Linked DNA regions of Homo sapiens: all the other regions are linked to region 1. A link is a contact called in ENCODE Hi-C or POLR2A ChIA-PET data. All regions are on one chromosome and are shown on one strand. Each heading gives the region's core, a stretch centred on a gene start or an enhancer-like site at or near the end of the contact. The rest is flanking DNA. Distances are from core to core; before and after follow the strand shown. Region 1 holds the start of RPL5 (ribosomal protein L5). Region 2 holds the start of TGFBR3 (transforming growth factor beta receptor 3). Region 3 has its middle 27 kb from the start of BCAR3.

Region 1 (3,520 bases), core at 1-2,500:
GTAAACAGACAACTGTCACTTGTAGAATCCCAGGTTTCACAAGCAACTAGGGTCAAGAATCTTTTTCCTCTACCTTCCATGTCACAGACTAGTAGTTTCATAAAACAATAAAAATGAATCCTTAGAGAAATATGGAATAAAAGAAACATACAAAATGCAGGCCCCAATTTATTACATTTAACAGGTATAAAATTATTGTTATATTGCTTTCAAAAGGTTTTAAACGCTTTCAATTTCCATATTTGTTTCTTCAAGGACCAGCACCGGTAATTGTGCCAAACTTTTGCGAAGCACTGCTCCAGACAGCAATCAGTGATGCCAAACGTCGGTTTGTTCGGAACACGCTATGTCCCACTTCGAAAACCTAGCCTCAAATAACAACTACGTACCTCTCTCGCTTCCCATGTTATGTTTTTCAAAAGCCTAAATTACCTGCCACAAAGCTTAACTGGGCAAGAGCACATTCAGCAGTAATTCCCCCACTAAAACAGCACTGTTCCCCATCAGCTAAAGCAACATTTCATCCCACCCTTGGGGCCCTACCCCAATAATTAAAAACTCATCCGGCGACGGACTCTAGAGGAAGAGGCAGGAGGCACGTATTCCATGTTAAAGGAGCTTCCGGGGCCCAGGGACCCCTCGGCCTCCAAGCTCCACTGACAATTTTGGCTTAAAAGCCACTTGCTCAGCCCACGGGCACAAGCTTCCTAAATCTAAGACTTGCCGGCTCCGACATTCTCCTGGAAAACCCACGAAGTACTCGGTACTCGGAGGTCGAGTGGGACCCGAGGACCTGCAGCCCCCCTCCATTCTGGCGTTCCCCAGCTAGGCTGAGGTCGACTGCTTGCGACCTCTCACGCCCGGCCGCTTGCCAGCGCCCCCTCACACTAGACGGCAGTATCCGCACTCAGGCTGTCTACTAAACTCACCCTTCTCCCCAATCCGCCGTCCAAGCTCACGCAACCCTTCTTCGCCAACCCCTCCCCCCAAGTTCGCGCACCGGGCGGCAGCCATTTAAGGCCACGCTGGGAACTGCACCTCGACCAAGTCAGAGCTAGCAATCTAACGCCATCCGGCCCCTGCGACGCGCGAGACGGGCCCTAGGCTGGCATACGGGCAAGAAAAGGGAACCTCCATGCATCTAAAGCCCCGAGACCGAGGCATCCACTCACCATCCTGCGGAACAGAGACCGGCGTCCGCTGCTCGACAGAGACCTGCAGGCCCAGCGGCGCTAGGGGGTGGGAAAAGGGCCACAGCCCTTGCGCAGGCGCAGTATGTAGCGCGGACGGTCACGCCAGTGACGTGTGAAAGAGAGAGGGCGTCGGCCACAAGGCGTTTTACGTTCCGCCCCCTGCTGGAAGGAGGGTGAATGCCTGCCCAAGCTCTCCAGGTTCCAATGCTCGGGGTATCTCACAGGATCCGTGCGGTGAGGAGGAGCAGGGAGGATTACTGGAGCCTTTCGCTTTCTTTGCTACAGCGTTTTGTTTTGTTTTGTTTTGTTTTGTTTTGTTTTGTTTTGTTTTGTTTTGTTCATAACGCATTTTGCTTTTCTAAGCAGGAAAAAAAAAAAAAATTAAATAGGACAAGTTTGCTTGGGAGCCCTCTTGCCTTCTCTGGGCTACTCATTCTGGTCCAAGAGCATATGGACCCACCCTCCCATCTCACCCCCAGGAAGCCTTCCCTGAGAGCCCCAAGCCTGGGATAGGGGCCACTCCTCTGCCTTCCTACAGCAGCTTTCTACTGGCTTCAGCCCACCACAGACTGTCAACTTTTCGAGGTGGGCCCTGATGTCCACCTCTGACTCTCCAGCACCTAGCAGGGTATCAGCTGCTCACCGTTAGAGCTGGGAGAAGGGACGGCCAACCAGGATGACAGGGTTAAGTGACTCCAAAACACTGCCACTAGAATAAATCAGGATTAGGATGCCAATTACTTCTGATTCCAACTTGTAATTCCTTATATAATAGGAAAAATAAACAGAGTTCGCTATGGCCGATGTCAACAGAGCTCTAGAGGAGAAAACTTAAAACACTTTTCACAGGAAGTGTGATTCTACTTTTGTGGAGCCACCTTTGAAAGGGTAAAGAAAGAGGTATTCAATTCGTATTTATAGAAAATATTTAAAAACCTTCATTTTGGTGGATTATCAAGTTATTAGCCTACCAAAGGTGCTCCATGTCTTGGTCAGGCCCTGCTTACACTGGAGGCAAAAGCATCAGGAAGGAAAGTCTGCCTGGAAACAGGCCGACTCCTAACTTCTGCATGTTTTAGGGCAAGGGTTCATAGGAAGACCCACATACTATTCATCTGAATATTTAGAAGTTGTGGGCCGGGCACGGTAGCTCAGGCCAGGTGCGGTGGGTCACGCCTGTAATCCCAGCGCTTTGGGAGGCCGAGGCAGGCGGATCGCGAGGTCAAGAGATCGAGACCATCCTGGACAACATGGTGAAACCCCATCTCTGCTAAAAATACAAAAACCAGCCGGGCATGGTGGCACGCACCTGTAGTCCCAGCTACTCGGGAGACTGAGACAGGAGAATCGCTTGAACCCAGGAGGCAGAGGTTGCAGTGAGCCGAGATCACACCACTGCACTCCAGCCTGGCGACAGTGAGACTCCGTCTCAAAAAAAAAAAAAAAGAAAGAAGTCATGAAGCAGGCTGGATGTGCTGGCTCAGGCCTGTAATCCCAGCATTTTGGGAGGCCAAGGCAGGAGGATCACTTAAACCCAGGAGTTCGGGACCAGCCTGGGAGACTTGGTGAGCCCCTGTCTCTATAAAAAATAAAATCCAAAAAAAGAAGTTATGAAACAAACAACATGTTAAATTAAATATACTTTATCATCCTTATCCCTCTCCTTCTTACCTTATAAATCCATAACAAGAAAATTAAAAATATGTATACCTATTCCCCTTGGTCACAGTCAGGGGTCTGTGGCTAGCATGGCTGGTTCAGCCAGTGCAGTTGGTGACACCAGGAGCTAGGGGGTAATTGTCCAGCATCCTCAGCCAACAGCATCTTATTCAAGTGGTAAAAGTTAAAAAACCACCAATAGTGGGATGAATTAACATTATAGGTTCACACCTGTAATCCCAACATTTTGGGAGGCTGAGCCAGGAGGATCACTTCAGCCCAGGAGTTCGAGACCAGCCTGGGCACATAAGAAGACCTCTATCTCTAGGGAAAAAGAAAAAGGAAAGCAAAGAAAAAATAAATTAACATTATATGCCTCCTGATGCACTGAGAAGAACACAAAACACTTCCTACCAAATTTACATAATCTAATCTAAAATAGTTATCTAATATGTACCAACCAAATCTAATCATGATGAAACTACACGTAAATCCAGATTTAGATAATTCTACAAAGTAACTGGCCTGTACTCTTCAAAAATGACAAGATCATGAAAGATAAGGAAAGCCTAAACAATATTCCAGACTGAAAGAGACCAAAGTGACATGACAACTGTATGCAATGTGTGATTCCATATTGCATCCTGGACAAGAAAGGAAAAAGGGAA
Region 2 (3,520 bases), core at 675-3,174, 950 kb after region 1:
TCATCCCCAAGATTCAATTACCTCCCATTGGGTTCCTCCTAGGACACATGGGGATTGTGGGACTTACAATTCGAGATGAGATTTGGGTGGGGACACAGCCAAACCATATCAAATACTGTTTAATTTGAGTCTAGGAGAAATCTTAAGGCCTTAAACTTAGACTTTATAAAAGCAGAGGCTAGCTCCATCTGGACTGTTTATTCCTTCAGAATATTATGCCTACTTGTATTCCCAATGCCTGACTCAGGGCTCTCCCATAGTCAGTGCTCAATGAATATTGGTAAGGAAAAAAATGGTTCAGTGAGGAGATTTTTGCAGTAATTCAGGTGACTGATGACATTTGACCTTTGTGAATGAATCTCCAATTCTGCAATTGGGTGGATTCTCTGCCTATAGGTACAAGAGGAAGAGGACGAGAAATATTTCCTGTTCTCTCAATAACTTTCCAAATAACATGTCATAAGAAGCCTCCTCATTCTACTCTCCAACATATTAAAAGCCTAGGATTGAGCCAGGTGCAGCGGCTAACGCCTCTAATCCCAGCACTTTGGGAGGCCAAGGCAGGCGAATCTCTTGAGCTCAGGAGTTTGAGACCAGCCTGGGCAACTAAGTGAGACCCCCGCCCTGCCAACCCCCTCTACAAAAAATACAAAAAGTTAGCTGGGCGTGGTGGCATTTGTCAGTAATCCCAGCTACTCAGGAGGCTGAGGTGGGAGAATCGCTTGAGCCTGAGAAGCGGAGGTTGTAGCGAGCTGAGATTGAGATTGTGCCACTGCACTCCAGCCTGGGCGACAGGGCGAGACTCCATCTCAAAAAAAAAAAAAAAAAAAAAAAAAAAGGCATAGGTCCATAGCCCTTTAGAACTGGAAGAAGCCTTCTAGGCCAAGCCCTTCATTTGAACTGAGCCTTGACGGGTATTAGCCGTTAGCCATTTGTGGAAGGTCGCACAGTAGTCAGGACTGGAAGTCTGGTCTTTGAAACCTGTCAGTCCACGGTCATTTCACCTGCCTGTTTGTAAAACAATGTCCTGTTACTTAAGTATACTTTTTAATAAGAAAAACTGGGTGTAAGCAAGAGTATCAGAGTGGTGTTCTGGTGCCAGCAGTTCAACTTCTGCAGCGTGTACTTCACAGGCACAGGTACTTAGGACGTCGCACAGGCACAGGTACTTAGGACGTTGCCCCGCCGAGACTGTCGTTCATATCGCGCCCACCTCCGGGTAACGCCGGTAATGCTGACCTAGCTCCATTATTTGTATTAATTTATTTAGCTAGCAGGGGGAACGGCTGGGTAATGCAGTCTCAGCTGCTGGAGGGGAAGAGGCAAGACTCCGCCGGCGCCCACCATCAGAGCGTGACAACAAGCGGGACCGGAGGTTGGGAAAAAGCACAGGGACAGAATGAATGTGTGCATGGGGGAGCTCTGCTGGGGAGAGGGCAAGAGGCTGTGATCAGATTATCTGAGGTTTCAGAACTTTTATATAAAGACCAAGGAACCAAATGAAAATCCAACTCTTCCAGGGAGCCCTGGAAAGTTCAAAGGACCTCGTTTGAGGGAGCGAGTCCCCGCAGCTCGTGCCCACGTCTCCCTCGCGCTTCCCCCAGGACAGGGGCCGCCCCAACCCGGGCACGCTGAGCCCGGCCGCGCCCCTAGCCCCTTCTCTCTCGGCCTCCTCGTCCCGAAGGGAAGCACAGGCTCGAGCAGCATTCGGGGCTCATCCATCAGCCGCGGAGGCAAAGGGGGAGGAGAGAGGAGGCGGGAGGCGGGAGGCGGGAGGAGGAGTTTCTGGGCGGCCGAGAGCCCCCGGTGGGGCCGGCGGAGGAGCGCCCTTCCCCCCGCGCGCTGATTGCTGTGGCGTCCTGCCCGTCCCCGCCCGCGTGTGTGCGAGGGAGGGCGAGTGCGCCGGGTCGGCCTGATGGGGGTAATCGAGGGTTTCGGGGACGCCGAGCGGCACTTTCCTCTTCCCAGCGAGTGAAGGAGGGCAGTCGGCGGCTCTCGCGCCCCGGCCACTTTCCCTGCGCGATTCCCGGAGCTCCCTGCAGGAGGTGAGAGTCCCCAGCGGGTCCGGATGGCGTAGTTTTGCCGCGGCGCAGCAGCTGCCGGAGCTCGCCGCCGCCGAGCGCTGGGCGGGGAAACTTGCCGCCGCTTTCCTCCAACTTGCTGCGGGTGGATCTCCGCTGGACACACCGCCTCCGAGGTACGTGCCGGCCCAGCCCCGCGGCGCTGCAGCCCGCCCGGGCTGTGGGCTCTGCAGGCTGCGCGGGTGCCCGTCGGCGCGGCGCGGGCTGCCAGTGCCTACTTACCGGCCAGGGTCGCTCCAGCCGCCAGGACCTCCGGCCTTGGGAGGGAGGCGCTGGTGGGGCGGTGTTTACCCTCCGGGGAGCAGGCACCGGTGGCCAGCGGTGCGTGGGCAGCGGCCGCACGGGGCAGGCAGTGCCCCCGGCGATGCGCAGTGCTGGGGAGGAATTCTCCACGCCCGCCCTCACTCTTCCTCTCCGCGGGTCCTTCTGACCCCTGCGGGGCGCGGCGGCCACTTCCCTCCGGGCGCGTGACAGCTTCGGTGGGAATGGTTTGTTGTGGGTTCGCAGTCAATTGCCGTGGCCCAGGCTGTGGCTCCCGGACTCGTGCACGGACGCGGTTTGCGTTCCCCGCTGGCCGCGCCCTCAGGGTGCCTTGCGGGCTGAGCCGCAAGCTGCAGCTCGGCCCCCCCCCGCCCCGGTTTATTTTGAAGGCTCTCTTCTTGTATTCATTTGGTTAGGACAAACTTGGAAATCTTGGACTGTCGCTAGAAGAATCTGCTTGCAGACTTGATCTTATTAGGGCATTTGCCCCGCTTTGCAGAATCGCATAGTGTCAGGAGCCGACGTGTCAAGCATGAATTACCTTGGCAAAGTAGAACTTAGTGGATTTGGTGTCCTCACGAAAAGCTGGAAGAAGAAAACCGTTCCATTTCCCTAGCTGTGAAGTGAGGATAGTAGTACTTGCCCCGTAAAGTTGCTGTGAGCATCTAATGATTTAATGTGTGTGAGGTGCTACAACAGTGCTTGGCACCGAGTAAGCACCGCACGGAGGTTAGCGCTGCTTGCCGCTAGCCCTGCGGTGGCAGGATAGGAGCGGCGAGGGCAGAGGATAGTAGGAGTGACAGGCTGTGCTGGGGAACCAGGCGTATTCTGAGTTTTATGTCCTTCCGAAGAAGTGAGCGGTTTGGGAGAAGTCTCCACAGGTAGTAAAAACACACGTCAAGACCGTTTCTTCTTCCTGAATGCAGAGTGCAAACAGTTACTTCAGTGTGAACTCAGTTGTTTCTTTTGGATAATAATAACAGCTAACGTTTTCTAAGCCCATACTGTGTGCACTTAATCCTCACAGCATCTCTATGGGAAAAGCACTATTAATAACCCTATTTTACAGATAAGACACTAGAGGTTAAGTTACTTGTCCAAGATCATACATAACTTTCTGTTAGTTCTGACTCCAAAGCTACCTTCCTTCCTCAGCGGAGAGCGGCAAGTGCAGGCCG
Region 3 (3,520 bases), core at 396-2,895, 880 kb before region 1:
TTTGTTATGCCAGAAAAGATAACTGACAAAAAGCGTTAGCTAGATAAAGCAGGGGGAGGGGATGGAGTGTTCCAGACAGAGGGAATGGCATGATCAAAGGTCCTCAGGTAGGAGGGAATACAGGACCAGAAGAAACCGAAAGAAGACCAATGCGACAGGAGTTCAGAGAGCAAATGAGGCCGAAAGGTTGGTGGGGTCGAGACCTGCTGGGTGTGGCCTGGGGGTCTTCCTAACAAGTTTGCATTAGGAGCAACAAGAAATCAAATTATTGAGGGACCAGCATTAGGGGCTTCAAGGAAACCCAGATATCCTGGCTAGGATAAAGTCTCTCCCTGCCAATCCTCCAAATTAGTAACTTTGGGTTTTTAGTTTTCCCTACTCAAAGGTGCCCTTCAAGGTCTCCAAGGGAAGAGGCAAAGGGAGACGTAGCAAACATCCAGCATGGTATGGGTAAGGCTTCTCCAGCTCCAGCCATGCCAGGCAGCCAGGCCCAGCAGAGAGCTGTGCTTCCCTGACTGGTCAGGACTGGTCCCTCCAGCAGGGGCAAAGCCAGAAACAAGGGGTACAGGTCCAGGGAGGGAGCCCACTTCTTGATCAGCCTTTCTTGGTTCCCAGCTTCCCAGCTTCCCACCCCCTATCCACCGGGAGTGAGTTTATACTGTTTTACAGAGACTAGGACACTTGAACTCATATTTCATTCTCTCATGGATTTCGTCCAACTGGCCTAATCTTTTTTCTCTAAGTGACAAAGAATCTAAAGATATGGAATGTTCCCCAAAACAACTTTGCAGAAAAGCAAAATAAACACAGCATCGAACAGGCCCATTCATTTCATGAATTGATTATAGAAAGATAATTTCTATTTTTCTTTTAAAAATATATATTTAAGATAGAGATATGAAAAAATTACATGATGATCCATCAAGGAGATACATTCCACCATGATTATGTTATAGCAGCAAAGCCCTAGTCCTAATATAGGACGGTTGAGTTGATCAGATAAAGACTTTTTTCCCAATCTACAATCCTATAGATTGTAAATACAATTTTTAAAAACTACAACAGTTTTCCATTAAACAGCCTTCCTTTTTCTCTTCCCATCTCTAGTCTAGGAGATATTCCCCTCCCTCCTTCTTGCTGTTCCAAGGACAATCAAGGGGGACTGCCTGCTGAGCATTCACTAATGTCAATCCTAATCTAATGCCAGTAAGACATCCTTATACAGGGTCACCCACACTAAGAGAGAAGGCTCTGTGTCCTGGAGCCCCTGGCCAACACCTGTACAGATCAAGACCCACTTCACTGAAGGGCAAGGGACCAATCTGAAGACAGAGTGTGTTGTCAGAACATCAGTGCTTGCTCAAAACCACTTCCCAATTGGGCAGATTCATTGGTCTCTCTTTCCCTTGAGTGTGCTTTGAACAGACCGCAGGCTGGCTTGGAGGGACAGGAAGAAGAAGAGATGCAGCTGTAAATCAGTGTCACCTCTCCAACTCAGGGTCAGAGGAGGAGAATGTGCCCACCTCCAGGAAGGCCTGCTGTTATCAGATGTGCCTGAGCAGTCATGAGCACGCTGCTCTGCTGCCCTGCAGCCTGTGGACTCCCCCTCGTTCTTCTCTTTTGCAGCCTGGAAACAGATGCCCTTGGGAGGGGAAAAGCTCTGACTTCATCGGGGCTCCCAGGCCCTCCCTTTTCCAAACAGAACAAAGCCTACTTAGCTTATCGCAGCACTTCTCCTTGTGATTTTTTTTTAATTGGCCTCTTCACATGTGCAATCGACTCTCCTGATATGAAAGTTGTGAGCCCTGTTTTTGCAAGCCCGAAGCTTAGAAGCTGATCCCCACGAGCATCAACAGAAATCATCTGAATGCTCTAAGTACTGCCAGTGCTTGCTAAAAAATAAAACAGCCTGCCAACCTCCTCCTGCCTGTGTCCTTGGCACAGCCCTGGCGGGGCAAAGGAGCCCCAAGGACCCCATTGTTCTTTGGAAAGAAAGAAGCAACTCCAGCCAATTCAGGTGTTTGGGGGATTATTGAGATGGTCTTTTTTTGTAGATATGATGTGGTGGTGAATAGGGTAAGTTATATAGGGGACTCTATGGTGGTGACATTTGAAAAGATTGAAGAGTGAACTGAAACCGGTTTCTGTGAGCCCAAAGTTTTATTCAGCCAGTACAGTTCTAGAATTTGCTACTAATATGTTTATTTTCTCCCAAAGATCTTCTCCTTTTCTGAGAGTAATGGGACACTGGGGAGAGAACTTATGGACAAAAATATGGGGACAGAAAAGATTATGACAATTTGTAAAGTGTCCACACTGTTGGTTGGATTAGCTATGTGAGATGATGAGGGAGAAAGAGAGAAAAACAGGCAAAACCAAAAAAGGCCCCTTGGAAACAAAGTTAAGATGGTTTTTGGACTCATCCTACCTCCTGTGGGTTTAGCTTAACATCAGTCCCATCTGCCAGAGGCCGGAGGCAAGGTGCTTAGGGGTTTAATTGTTCTGTGAGACCCTGAAGCAGGATGAGAAGTGGCCTGGTGTCAGAGTAGAGCAGTTGGCCCATTACTGAAGGTCATGGTTCAGAAGTTCTCAACTTACTCTTTTCTCTATTCAGGTTCTATATAAGTGAGCAGTAGAAGGATATGGTTATCTCCTTCCTTTATTGTAGCAGTCTGCGAAGTTCCATTTCCTTCTTGAAACCTCTGACTCAATGGCTAGAGGAACCCTCCCGCACCCCTCCCCTCCTGTCTATGCTGGCAACTTTTGAGCCGCCCCCTCGGCTTACCACCTTGCAAAACCTGTCAGATCCATTGCTTTTACACACTGCTATTTACCTCGTTGTTTATTTTGTGTATGTGGGTCATCTGTTGTTTAGGTTAGATTGAAGTCTGGCTGTGTTGGTGTAGTTAGCTTTTGATTATTTCCAGAAGAAAGATAGTACACCATATCCATACAAGCATTTAATATTACGTTGTTTTCTTTTTGATCTAATGTCCAGCTTCAGCCTAGAAAACATCCTGAATGATCCAGGCTTGGGGACCGTCAGAGCTATTATTATTATTTATTTATTTATTGAGACTGAGTCTCACTCTATCACCCAGACTGGAGTGCAGTGGTGCGATCTCAGCTCACTGCAACCTCTGCCTCCTGGGTTCAAGCGATTCTCCTGCCTCAGCCTCCTGAGTAGCTGGGATTACAGGCACGCGCCACCACACCTGGCTAATTTTTGTATTTTTAGAGATGAGGTTTCACCATGTTGGCCAGGCTGGTCTTGAACTCCTGACCTCAAGTGATCTGCCCACCTTGGCCTCCCAAAGTGCTGGGATTACAGGCATGAGCCACCATGCCCGGCCTATTATTATTATTTTAAAGCATAATTATTTAATGCGGATTTTGCATATCTACTGCATTTGATCCCTTTCTGAATAGTTTTCACTGTTTTATTTAATTACTGTACTTCAAAATACAGAAATTTTGGAAAACAGAGAAACACTCTTTGGTGTATATACTTTTAGTATTT

The links. Hi-C counts contacts between places; a loop is a spot of excess contacts on that map. ChIA-PET counts read pairs that join two places held with the same protein, here RNA polymerase II (POLR2A). Pooled maps may share reads with other maps.
Region 2: a loop to region 1 is called in a pooled map, with 6 times the contacts of the local background. The contact joins the promoter of TGFBR3 here to the promoter of RPL5 in region 1. A Hi-C loop is called at or near these places in 1 of 168 maps with a recorded cell type or tissue (PC-9) and 6 of 50 pooled maps. POLR2A ChIA-PET finds 5 or more read pairs at or near these places in 2 of 52 experiments (both T-cell).
Region 3: a map with no recorded cell type shows a loop between it and region 1 (5-fold over the local background). The contact joins the enhancer-like site here to the promoter of RPL5 in region 1. A Hi-C loop is called at or near these places in 2 of 37 single-sample maps with no recorded cell type and 4 of 50 pooled maps.

Annotation. Positions count from the first base shown.
Region 1 is chr1:92,829,770-92,833,289 of GRCh38, reverse strand. RPL5 (ribosomal protein L5) reads right to left here and starts at 1,250. Exons shown (of 8, transcript NM_000969.5): 1 at 1,173-1,250. The coding sequence starts at 1,175. It also overlaps a transcript of DIPK1A not described here. RefSeq lists enhancers at 172-809, 962-1,281, 810-1,448, 1,452-1,501.
Region 2 is chr1:91,884,555-91,888,074 of GRCh38, reverse strand. TGFBR3 (transforming growth factor beta receptor 3) reads left to right here and starts at 1,924. Exons shown (of 17, transcript NM_003243.5): 1 at 1,924-2,197. RefSeq lists silencers at 1,658-1,797, 2,148-2,227, 2,238-2,447 and enhancers at 1,590-2,352, 2,353-3,116.
Region 3 is chr1:93,707,261-93,710,780 of GRCh38, reverse strand. It overlaps a transcript of BCAR3 not described here. Among named protein-coding and RNA genes, the nearest start is that of BCAR3, 27 kb to the right of the region's middle. RefSeq lists a silencer at 2,630-2,759 and an enhancer at 2,900-2,949. Within about 2 kb of position 1,645, at least 11 of the 41 ENCODE cell types and tissues checked have a DNase peak (open chromatin) inside an H3K27ac peak, as active enhancers do.